2 separate regions of the Homo sapiens genome follow, and region 2 is linked to region 1. Evidence: chromatin contacts called from ENCODE Hi-C or POLR2A ChIA-PET data. All regions are on one chromosome and are shown on one strand. The core of a region is the stretch at or near the end of the contact, and the rest is flanking DNA. Distances in the headings are between cores, read along the strand shown.

The links. Hi-C counts contacts between places; a loop is a spot of excess contacts on that map. ChIA-PET counts read pairs that join two places held with the same protein, here RNA polymerase II (POLR2A). Pooled maps may share reads with other maps.
Region 2: a loop to region 1 is called in a pooled map, with 5 times the contacts of the local background. The contact joins two enhancer-like sites. A Hi-C loop is called at or near these places in 1 of 37 single-sample maps with no recorded cell type and 1 of 50 pooled maps. POLR2A ChIA-PET finds 5 or more read pairs at or near these places in 1 of 52 experiments (CD4-positive, alpha-beta T cell).

Annotation. Positions count from the first base shown.
Region 1 is chr2:194,103,166-194,109,696 of GRCh38, forward strand. No RefSeq gene overlaps it. Among named protein-coding and RNA genes, the nearest start is that of LINC01821, 240 kb to the right of the region's middle. Within about 2 kb of position 1,651, at least 3 of the 41 ENCODE cell types and tissues checked have a DNase peak (open chromatin) inside an H3K27ac peak, as active enhancers do.
Region 2 is chr2:196,240,614-196,246,990 of GRCh38, forward strand. HECW2 (HECT, C2 and WW domain containing E3 ubiquitin protein ligase 2) reads right to left here. Exons shown (of 29, transcript NM_001348768.2): 20 at 1,471-1,591. Among named protein-coding and RNA genes, the nearest start is that of HECW2-AS1, 16 kb to the right of the region's middle. RefSeq lists an enhancer at 596-645. Within about 2 kb of position 1,763, at least 15 of the 41 ENCODE cell types and tissues checked have a DNase peak (open chromatin) inside an H3K27ac peak, as active enhancers do.

The sequences.
Region 1 (6,531 bases), core at 401-2,900:
CAAAGTGAAAATAATAGCAGTAAACTTATAGAAAAGAATTTATGAAATACTGCATGCTTTGAAATGGTTCATGAGTACATATTTTCTGTGAAAGATCAATTTGGATTTTGAAAAAATTAAAAAATGAATCCAAAGAGACATGATAAATACAGTTATCGACTCATTTGTTCAGCAATTTGCAGTTATCCAACAGGATTTATCCAGTGCTTCCTATTTTTGCTGGGTTGTGCTAAGCTGGCTACAGAAAAAAGAGAGTGTTCTTAAGCTTGTGAGATAAAGAGACAATATTGTCTTTATCTTAGAACAATTCCCAACTTTATAGACAAGTAACGTGGGACCTTTAGCAACTAGAGGTTGTCTTAGATTCTAAGACCTCACCCCACTTGGGGCTTGGTCATAAGCACAGAAATGGAAACTAGGATTTTAACAAATTTCACAGTGGTTTCAAGACTGTGGTCTTAGTTTCTGTGAGATAGGCCACTGGCCCATAGATTCCCTGCTGGAACCAATGCGATCATGGAAAGGGTCATGCCTAATCACTGCAGCATGTTCTTGCCCAACTCTTATGCGCCCCACCAACCACTCAGCTAAGAAAATAGAAATTAAACAACCCAAATATTCAAGCTCCAAAGCAGTGACTTATTACCAGGGGTGCAGCAGAACAAGCAGAGGGTAGTAGCACTAACCACCTGTAGCATCCCAGGAACAAGGACCATATTGATCTCAAGATGGCACTGACAGTTTTGGCATCCTCTCTGAGGGTGCAGATGGCTGGCTGAAGTTGTGCTGGGAGGGACAGTTCTGAATTTATGATCAGGCTTTTCTTGGGCCTTTAAATCCAGTAGCTTGTTTGAAGAAGAATGCAAAGACTTGAATGGGGTCTCATAGCATCATTTGAACAAGAAGGATGTGATTGTGGCATCATGTATTTATAGCCTTTCCACCCTCCCCGCCTCAGAAATGGCTTTCATTCCACTTACCACTGAGGGCAGGGCGGGTTTGCTACATCAGAACCAGGGACCCACATTTGACAGATGTTTTTAAATATAGACCTAACTCACTTTAAGTGAACTGTTTTGGATCAACTATTGCTCTATATTGCTTTCCTAACACCAAACAAAAGCTGAAGACTGATAATGAACTTTTTAAAATCAATTTTCTTAACTCAATGTATTAAAAACTAAATATTTCTAAATTTCTCATGATCACACTTGCTTGAGGCTGCTACAGCTTTGTTGCTTTGAAGTATGCCTGGCCTGAATTCTAAGTAATGACTCCACAAGACAGATTGCTTCATCTGGCATATTTTCATCTATATTTGGAGTTGATTTCTTACATGGATGATGTAAGAGTTACATAAAATAATGTACATAAAGTGCTTAGCACAATGACCTGCATATAGTAAATGGTCATTACATGTTTCATAAATGATAATTGAAAGAGATTATTTAGGAAATATCTCTGGACATGCATTGATATAAATTTTAATATGTTTGTACAGAAAAAGCCTACACCTGGTACTTTCACTCTAAAAAGTTCTCTCTGCAAGCTGAAGAAAGTAGTTACCAGTTTTTGCTGTAGATAGCTGGCAATCCTGAGAGTGTATTTGGTCAAATGTGGTGCCTGATGTCTGTGCCCTCTGTGAGTGAAGGCACACTGAAGAGCATTTTTCACTTCTCTAAACCTCAGAAAGTCCTGACTGGGCTGTCAAAATGGTCTTTAATAAAAGGGGAAGTGGCAGGATTGTGTATATGTAGCCTAATAGAGCATTTTATCTTACAGCACTCAAAGTGTTTCACAATAAATCCTTTCTCATCATGTAACAACAAACCTATGTAGTTCCCTGTAGTTCAACAAAAAGAAGCCAAATAACAGGCTTCATTTTTAAAAGTATAGGTTGTATCTGGTAGGATTTTCAGCCTATAGGAAACTCATGTTTGATTTGTTGAGTCAGACTTGCTTGGAAATATTTTGAGATTTTCTCACAGAGTTATCTGAATAAATTATCTCTTATTAATGCCATTGACTTTAGGACAAAACAACTTTATATACTGTTAAAACTTTACACAATACACATAATTGGCATATGCTCTCTAAAAGTTTTATTCCTAGAGCTAAGATTTACAAAACTACAACCTTGGTTAGAAGCAAACTTGTTTTGTTTTGTTTTAGACCGTGGGCAATATAACTATTTGGGGTACATTAATTATAAATATTTAATAGTAAAAGATAAATTATGAGATAACAGACAAGTAACCTAAAAGGGCAAAGCTAAGATTAAGAGGTAAAAATTTTTATTTTCTCATTGAAAAACAAGAAATGCAAAGGAGTCTACATGCTAGGACAAAAAAAGGTTTATCTGCTTCTCTTTCATTTCCTCCTACTTTTTGTTTCTATCCATATTTAAAAACACTAAAAATAAAGGTAAGGAGTTTCACTTTTAGAATTATCTAGCTACTAGCACCAATAATACTAACCTAGAGCTGGGAACAGTGGTTCATGCCCATAATCCCAATGCTTTGGCGGGCCAAGGCAGGAGGATTGCTTGAGCCCAGGAATTTGAGGCTACAGTGAGCTATGACCATACCACTTCCAGCCTGGGTGAAAGAGTGAGACCCTGTCTCTAAAAAAAAAATTAAAAATATATTAGTCTAATATATTCCCTTTAATTATGCACTTCATGTAAGATACTATTTTTCAACTGAAAACTGGAGGTCCTATAAAAAATATTTACCTGTCAAAAATGTCAGGCACACCTATCACAGTCAGAATTTGGTTAGATAGCCAGCAGCCAGTTGTACATTTAGCAGCTAGTATTTTGCTTTTGTCTCTAATTTTCATTGGTATTATCATGTATCTGATATGATGTCCTTACCTTTTTCTCTGGCTATATTTTCACTTGTTTTCACACAACCTTCTCAAGCCTCTCTAGTTATCAACCTTTTCTTTCTATCATTTTTTTTATTTTATTTTTGAGACGGAGTCTCACTCTGCCACCCAGGCTGGAGTGCAGTGGCACAATCTCGGGTTCACTGCAACCTCCGCCTCCCGGGTCCAAGCGATTCTCCTGCCTTAGCGTCAGGAGCAGCTGGGTTTACAGGCACGCACCACCACGCCCGGCTACTGTTTTTTTTTTTTTTTTTTTTTTTTTTTTTTTTTTTTTTTGTATTTTTAGTAAAGATGGGGTTTCACCGTGTTAGCCAGGATGGTCTCGATCTCCTGACTTCATGATCCGCCCGCCTTGGCCTCCCAAAGTGCTGGGATTACAGGCGTGAGCCACCGCACAGGCCTCTATCATTCTTAAATAATTACCAACACTAATTGTCACAATTTGGCAACTTGGTGTTCACTATTTAATCTGATGCAAGGTTAATTCAGTTTCACTAATTAGCACCTTAGTGTTGTAGCCACTGAGATTTTCCAGAATTTCACATTTGATAATGAACTACATCCATCCTTGAAAAGTATTTTTACCATGCTTCTCATTTTCTTTGTATCTCTGACTCCATTGGCCACTTATACTCGATTTTTCGTCTTAAATGAGTATCAGAGTTCTATCTTCATTTCATTGTTTAAATATATATATGTATATATACACATATATATGTGTATATATACATATATGTGTATATATACATATATATGTGTATATATACACATATATATGTGTATATATACATATATATGTGTTGTGTATATACACATATATATGTGTATATATATGTATGTGTGTGTGTGTATATATATATATACACTTCCAGATGCCAAAGGTTGAATACAGAATGATGAAGTTCAGAGTTAGTCTCTGACATACATTTCAGGGGAGGACACATCAGATAAATCCTTTAAAGCTGAAAGACCTGGGACTACCTGGAATGTTGTTGGTTAGCTGTTGATTCCTGTGTTTGCCTGTTGATTAAACACTGTGCTGATTGGAGGTAGTCAGCTGTGCACATTAGGTGCGTGTTTTGATATTATGGCATTGAGGTGCTTCTGCTGAGTATATGATGTCCCTGTCTTGGAATTAGGTTGCTCAGTCATGTCTGCATTGGCGTTAGCAGGTTGTAGCAGGATTTCCTCACACTAAATCATTCTTCACAGGTAATTTTATCTATTCGTATGAGTTTGATAACACACCGTTTTGAATCTATCCAAATCTATGAATGACAGATGATCAGTTTCTATGAAGTACAGATCAGAAGTTCTTACTCCCACCAGGACACTTCTATCAGAAACTCCCAGAAGATAAAAAGACAACATATCCAAAATTGAGCTAATATGTTATGCTTTTAACTTACTGTCTTTTTTTAAGCCATAATGGCTAAACCTCATAATAATTTCTTTAAAAACTACCTTGATTGAGTCATAATTTATATAGGATATAAAAGCCTGTTTTATATCTATCGGTTTTGACAAGATATACAATGGTGTAACTGCTACCACACACAATGTATGAAATATTTTTATCACTCTAAAATGTTTCCTTAACCACCTGCACACACAGCTCCACTCTCCTCGGATCCCAGGCAAACATTGATCTTCTTTTTCACTATATGTTAGTTTCCTTCATTTCAAACTTCATAAAAATGGAATCATAAAGTATGTACTGTTTTGCACCTATCATCTTTTGAAATCTATGTTGTGGTAGGTATCAGCAGCTCTTCCATTTAATGTTGAGTAGTTTTATTGTACAGTTACACTAAAATGTGTTTATTCATTCACCTGTTAAATGGAAAAATAGCCAATTATAAATAAAACTGTTGTGAAGTTTCCTGTACGAGCCTCAGTGTAGATACCTATATGTTTTCATTTATTTTGCATCAATGCCTAGGAGTGGACTGGTGAATCAATTCTGCTCAAAGGTATGTTTAACTTTATGAAAACTGACAAACTATTTTCCAAAGAGGTCTTACCACTTAACTTGCTGCCAGCAGTTTGTGAGAATGTCAGTTACTCCACATCTTACCCCATACTTGGTGTTATCAGTCTTTTAAATTTTAGCCCTTCTAGTTGGTACATAATATTATCTTATTGTGGCTTTAATTTGGGTTTCACAGATGACTAATAATGGTGAGTTTGTTTTAATTGCTGTATGCTCACACATCATTCTTCTAGATTGTCTTTTCAATAGTTTTTGCCCAATTTTATTGAATTGTCATTCTATTATTAAGATATAAAATCACAATATGTTCAGATATAATTATCTTTTCATAGATTCTTTTTTAAACTTACTGAACTTTATCATTTTAAAAATTATGGACTGTGATTTTATGTCAAGTCTAAACACTCCATATGCTTTTTTTTTTTTAATTTATGGTGGCTAAAACTTTGAGTACAATGTTGAAGAGGTATGGTAACAAAGGATAAATCAACCTTGATTCTGATCTTAGGGGGAAAGCAACTTTTTTCTTTTATCATTAATTATATTTACTACAGGTATTTGGAAGTTTCTTTTTTTATTATTGATTGAGGAAGTTCCCCTCTGTTTTCAGTTTACTGAAAGTTTTGTCATGAATCAGTGTTGGATTTGATCACATGATTTTTCTCTATCAGTTTATATTATCATATGTTTTCTTCTTTAGCACGTTTATGATGATTGGTTTTTGAACGTTAAACCAGACTTGCATAACCAGAACAAATATCATTTGGTCTACTCTGTAATTCTCATTATATATTACTGGACTCTATTTACTAATATTTTGTTAAGGATAATTGCATCTATGTTAATGAGAGATATTGGTCTGTTTTTTTCTTTCTTACCATGATTTAATCTGATTTTAGTATTAGGGTAACTCTGTCCCTATAAAATGAATTAGGAAGTGTTTCCTCTATTTCTAGAACTGTTTTTTTCTTTGGGGAACATTAAGTAGTTATCAAAACCTATAGAACTTTACAACATAAAGGGTGAACTTTAAAATATGCAACTTAAAAAAATTAATGTATCTGAGGATCACAGGAAAGAAGGCAGACCGTGATAAGAGATTCTAACTGTATTAAAAATGTATACAATAATCTCAAGGAATTTAGGGAGGGGGAAAGTGTGCTGACTTAAGTAACTTTAGAAATGAATAGAGTCTGTTAAGACTAAAATCAAAAGGAACCATACGTAAGTAGTGTGTACTTAGGTTTTCCCACAGGGTTTAGTGATAAATCTGACACTGCTATATATATGTATACTGGAATTGAATAATTAATTAAACGCATAGTGAATTTCAGACCCCGGTATTTCACTGTTGGTGTGGAAATTCAAAGATCATAAAGGTAAGGAGGCTAGAATGACTTACGTAGCAATAGAGTCAGAACAGATGTTAAGAACTCATGTTTAACTTAATATAGATACATATGGCTATATACACTAATAGTTTTATATACATGTATGTATATGTGTATATATATACACACACATACAAGCTAGCATATATATGTGTGTATATATGTGTGTACACACACATATATATATATATATATATCTTTTTTCTGTCAGCTGAAGAGCCCTAAAAAATGACACCCCAGTGGCAAGAAGAGCACCTG
Region 2 (6,377 bases), core at 513-3,012, 2.1 Mb after region 1:
AGATAATTTACTTATCTTTCTAGAACATTTCCATTTGCCACAATTAACTAGGTAAGAAGAATGTTACTTAATATCATTGCTGTCTGCAATAAAGTACACATTTGTCTTGAACTCTTAATAGCATTAGCAAAAGTTACATGAGAGAATCATTGGTAGAGTACCCTACCTATGACCAGTGTAAACAACCGGAGAATCCTATCTAAATGGTCAAATCAGTTTATCCCAGAAAAAAAATGATCATAAAACAACACCACACACACCACACACACCGCCCCCCGCCCATACATTTTGTTTAGTAAAGCAAGAACAACTCTATGAGGCAATGTTTTAAGTCTCAATGCATGTAGACAAGGAATTCAATTATTAAGTGCCCAGCAAGATGACTGTGAGAACAAAGAGGAAAAAAAAAATTCTCAATATCCTCCAAAGCAGAGGAGTTTCCAATTGTTAATTGTTAAATTAAGTGAATCTTGACAGTCCCTAAGGGACAGATACAAATGAATGATGAGTGTGGCAGGTTAATCTACTTGTGATGATGCCAATTAAAGTCATCCTTCCATAGATATCAATTTGCTCTTAATGTAAATGGTAATGGGCAGAGAGATGATAGGGAGGCTGAATGCATGACAGCTGGATCATCCTAGACCTTTGTAAGTTAAGTGTGAGAAAAGTAAAGCTCAGAGAAGTATGGTGTTTGGGCAGGCAGATGATTTTTTAGGGCAATGAAGGTGGATTTTAATCAAGCAAGCCTTCCTGCAGGTGGGGCAGTGAGCCATGGGGCTGCTGTTGGTCTGGTCTCTGGACCGTCTCTCAGGCACCCAGGGTCACAGGGGTGCTCCAGTGGAGACCGTCCCTCCTCTGTCCTCTCTCAGTGGCAGACTGATCTCCAGTGGGGACGTGGGACAGGGGTGAAGGCAGGGAGGAGAGAAAGAAGGGTAAGTAGGGAATGGAAACAATTCTAGGCCAAACAACATGATGATGTTTCAGTTTCCCCATTTGAAAGGAGGAGATGGATGAAGAAAGGCCGAAACAACATTCATGACATGTTCTGCTGTGAAGTTTGTTTCACAGAACTGAACAGAGCTGAGCACTATTCCTACACTCAGGTCAGTTCAGGAGACAGAAACTTGCAGTGGAGGACATTGGGATAGCTTTATAGCTAATGAATATACTATGCACCAACAAAGACATACTTTTCAGAGGAAAAAAATAAATCAGCCTTTTATTTTGCCTTTATTTTTGCATGAAAAGTGGCAGTGTCTTCACTATTTGTTTTAAAATGTTAAGCTTAATCATGTTTCATTCCAGGACTATGTTTTAGATGATCCTATAATTTACAAATTCCAAAATAATTATGCCGACTAAAATGAAGGCTAGTCATCCCAAATCACAATCAATTTCCTAGAGGCCCAACTGTGCCCTCTCCTTTCACCATCTATACATTATGTGGTTTGTGTCACTTTGACTTACTTTAACTTCCCTGGGCCTTGTCCATATCCTTTAGTCTCTAACTTCCTGTAAAAGTTCCTCAGTTTGGCTTCGAAATCCCGCTTGTAAGGGGCTGGAGCCCGGGCATTGGCACGCTGGGTACCTGCAGCAAACCACAAAGAGAGGACAATCTGGATTTGTGCCTCGTCCTTATGTTCATCACATCACCATGGACAAAAGCTATCACAATCAACAAGTCAAATGAGGCAACTGTCTTAACTTCTGCATTTTTGATTTCTGCAAGTTGAAGGATATAACAAACCTCAACCAAGGTCTTAAGTGACGTCCTCTTTGTGGCATTTTGGTTGAGAATAAAAATTCTGTTTGAATAGTTACAATGGTGCCCATGTGTTTCTCAAGTATGTTCCCCTTTTCAGTCGAAACTAATATGAGTCAAACAGAGTTACTCATGTCTAGTAGTAACTGTTAGGATGAAATGTCTTTGCTTGCTGCTGAAATGATATCATGGCAATTAGACAGGAAGTTGCAATGGAAAGTACATGGTATATAAGTAAGTGGCACCAAGAGTGAGGTTTTAATCATTCACTCTAAATTCCTCACCAAAAAACTCCTCATGAAACTTTTTTTTTTTTTTTTTTTTTTTTTGAGACGGAGTCTTACTCTGTCACCCAGCAGGCTGGAGTGCAGTGGTGCAATCTTGGCTCACTGCACCCTCCGCCTCCTGGGTTCAAGTGATTCTCCTGTTTCAGCCTCCCAAATAGCTGAGATTACAGGTGCCTGCCACCATGCCCAGCTAATTTTTGTATTTTTAGTAGAGACAGGGTTTTGCCATGTTGGCCAGGCTGGTCTGGAACTCCTGACCTCAGGTGATCCACCCACCTCAGCCTCCCAAATTGCTGGGATTACAGGTGTGAGCCACCGCACCTGGCCTACAAAACTTCTTTTAGATATGCACTATCACCAAGAATGATTTTAGACACATAATTACATAAATCTCATATTGCAGGGTAAAATCTTAATATAACACATAATTGCAAAAGGCACCTGTCTCACTTGCACAAAGTGCGCACTTGCACAAAGAATAAATAATATTAATATTTATTGGATTCTTTTTTTTTTTTTGAGACGGAGTTTCGCTCTTGTTGCCCAGGCTGGAGTGCAATGGCACAATCTCAGCTCACCGCAACCTCCATCTCCCGGGTTCAAGTGATTGTCCTGCCTCAGCCTACTGAGTAGCTGGGATTGCAGGCATGTGCCACCACGCCCGACTAATTTTGTATTTTTAGTAGGGTCATGGTTTCTCCATGTTGGTCAGGCTGGTCTTGAACTCCCGACCTCAGGTAATCCACCTGCCTTGGCCTCCCAAAGTGCTGGGATTACTGGTGTGAGCCACTGCGCCAGACCATTTATTGCATTCTTAACATGTGCCAAGTACTGAGAATATCTAGATTATATAAGCATATTTTATACGTTATTCAATGGTAATTATCACTAATAATATGTAAAAGTAACATTGTTTCTCTTTCCTTTTTTTTGACACGGAGTTTTGCTCTTGTTGCCCAGGCTGGAGTGCAATGGTGTGATCTCGGCTAACCCAACCTCTGTCTCCTGAGTTCAAGCGATTCTCCTGCCTCAGCCTCCCGAGTAGCTGGGACTACAGTCTTGCACCTCCACGCCCAGCTAATTTTGTATTTTTAGCAGGGACGTGGTTTCTCCATGTTGGTCAGGCTGGTCTCGAACTCCTGACCTCAGGTGATCCGCCCACCTCGGCCTTCCAAAGTGCTGGGATTACAGGCGTGAGCCACCATGCCCAGCCAATTGTTCCTCTTTCCATAGAAAAATCTGGTTTTGTGTCACTGGGTAACACAAGCAGCAGGTTGGGATAGAAAACTGATGATGAATATGGAAATCAGACACAGAGCCATGACAAAAACACTGGATATTTCCACTAAATATTTCCCAACCAATGAAAGAAACCAGAAAACAAAAGCTGGGAAGTCTTGTTCATTACATACCATGTAAGTTCATTAAAAATGTCTCTAACAAATGAGTGAACTAAATAGTTGTTATTCATTGGGAATACTATGTTAGGTTCACCAATGGATGTCCAAAATGAGTAAGGTGGGGTTGCTGGAGTGGGTTGGGGAAACAGAAATAAAACATCAAACAATTAGAGAATAATTAAGTCCTGAACTAGGTATACAGACTAGAAAGCAGAGGAAACAAAGCTATACCCCTGGGGCTATACCTAGTCCTATAGATCCCAGTTGCTTGCCCCATAATCTTTTTTGAATATTTTAAATTAATTGCCAACATTTACAAATTAAATTTCAAATTTAAAAATTCCAGATTTTTCTCTTGAAAATTATTTGGGAAATCTTGCAATGACTGGCTTGCATTTCCTTGGGGATCCAGCGGGCAGCTGCAGCTACTCTGTTAGACGAGGCATGAGCTCACCACTTTGCGGCAGCCACTCAATGACATGGCTGCCTGCCCCCCAAGCCCCGCAAGCATTTGTTAAGATCAGTGTTACACAAAAGTAATAGTAATGTTATAAAAAAGAAATGAGTATAAGTAGAGATCAAAGTGGAAAAGGCCTTAGGGAGGAAGCTTAATTGGAACCACACCTTGCAAAAGAAGGAGAATTTATATCCTAAAGTGGAACACAGCAGCAACAGCTGGCATGAGCACTGCATGTGTGTTCAGAAGACACCAAGAGAACCAAGCTAGCCTAGAGTGGAGGAGGAGTGCTGGGAGTAAATGGGAAATGAAATTGATCAGAAGGGTTGGAGCCAAATTATGACAAGAATTTTTAAAACCTAGCAGAGGAGTTTGGGCATGATGCAGTGAACAGTGCCTTTATAGGTTCTTGAGCAGAAGAATAACATACAAATGGTGTTTTATTTAAGAAATTATTTTCAGAGTGTGTTGAGTAAATTAAGGGTGGGCAAGAGGAAAGAGCCCCAGTTAGGAGTTGTTGCAGTAATTGAAGCCTGAGGGGATAAGGACTAGACTGGAGTGAGTGACTCAGAGAAACATCTACAATGTGAAATATGCACTGGGAAAAGAATAGATAAGCAAGAAAGAAGAATGGGAAGCATGATGATAATATAAAGTGTATTTAAACAATAACAACAGGTCTTACTTGTTAAGCGCCTGCTGTACATTACAGATGATGCACGTTACACAGGGGATCTTGAGAAATCCTCACAAGTCTACGAAGCGGGTATTACTAGGACCATCACACACCACTTTGCAACTAAAGAAAATGAAGGTGCAGTTTCCTGTCCAAGTCATATTCCAGTGACAGTAGATTTGGGATTTGAGCCAAGTCTATCTACCTGATGCTATGAAGAGTGTGGGAAGTGATGCAGGTGGACAAGGGCATGTGAAACTTTATACATATTGACTTGGATATGACAGCTAACAAAATGCCCTAGAGACTGAAAAATACAGGGCTGGAATTGGGGTGAGAGCTCAGGGCCACACGTGTGGATGAGCTGAGTTAGTGTGTTTATGGCACTTTATGCAGTGACTGTTGCATAAGAGATCCCACGTAAGTGTTAGCTGTTGTTATCTGCATAGAGGTGAATACTAAAGACAGGGAAATGAATTGAGATTTTACTAATGAATTTGTACAAAACTGGCTATTGACCAATAATCTGTCTGGAGATCTGTTTGTATAGCTGGGCAAAGAGCTGAGTTATGTCATAAAGCAAGTGAATAAACTTGACTTTAAAGATCTGGGAAGCAGAAGAGACTCCTAGGCAGGGGTTCTCAATCTTGACTGCACATTAGAATCACTTAGGAAGCTTTTAAAAATTCCAATGTTCAGGCCACACCCAAGATGCATTACAACAAAATGTGTAAAGACCCAGAATGTGGGGTGGGACCCAGGCATGAGTGTTAAATACAACTGTCCAGATGATTCCAATGTGTAATGTGTAGCTATGGCTGAGAACCACTATTCCCTTATAAGAAGGTCAAACATCACCAGTGAAACACATGGGCAGCATCCAGGGACTAACACAGGGCAAATGTTTCCTGTGTACCGAAAGGCATAATTTGCAACACGAAGGAACATTATCTCCATGAACACAAGGCTGCTCTCCTAGATGAATGAGGGATAGGACCGTGCAGTTCAAGTCCACTCAAGGGTGGCACAATCAGTGTCAGTGCTCCAGTCTGAGAAACTGCAGACTAGAAAACCCAGACAGGGCAGAACGCAGCTGTAATGAATCAACTTTCAAGAGCAAAATCATTGATAAGAGAGAGAAAAATGAAGAACAAGGAACTGAACGAAAATCTTTTAAGACACAAAAGAAACTTTTTTTTTTTCTTTAGACGGAGTCTCACTCTGTCGCCCAGGCTGGAGTGCAGTGGCACGATCTCGGGCACTGCAAGCTCCACCTCCCGGGTTCATGCCATTCTCCTGCCTCAGCCTCCTGAGTAGCTTGGACTACAGGCGTCTGCCACCACGCCCGGCTAATTATTTTTTTGTATTTTTTTAGTAGAGACGGGGTTTCACCATGTTAGCCAGGATGATCTCGATCTCCTGACCTTGTGATCCACCCCCCTCAGCCTCCCAAAGTGGTGGGATTACAGGCATGAGCCACTGTGCCCTGCCAAGAAACATGTTTTTTTAAGAGCTGATTACTTTAAAAAACAGCACAGACACTAACTACTCCTATATAATTTGAGATGCTTAAAAGGACGTGGGAAATGCCATAATGCATTCCATCAATATCAATACAGACACAATAAAAATTAGCTCTGATTCTGTTTATACTCTAGGTAAAGGGATTTAATTATAAAAACTCTGAGACAGCAATTGTTAAATGCAAAAATTCTTTTGCTCATAGTTCCATCATGAAAGAAGTCATTTACACATTATTTCATTTTAAAATTATAGTAAATTGGCTGGGTAC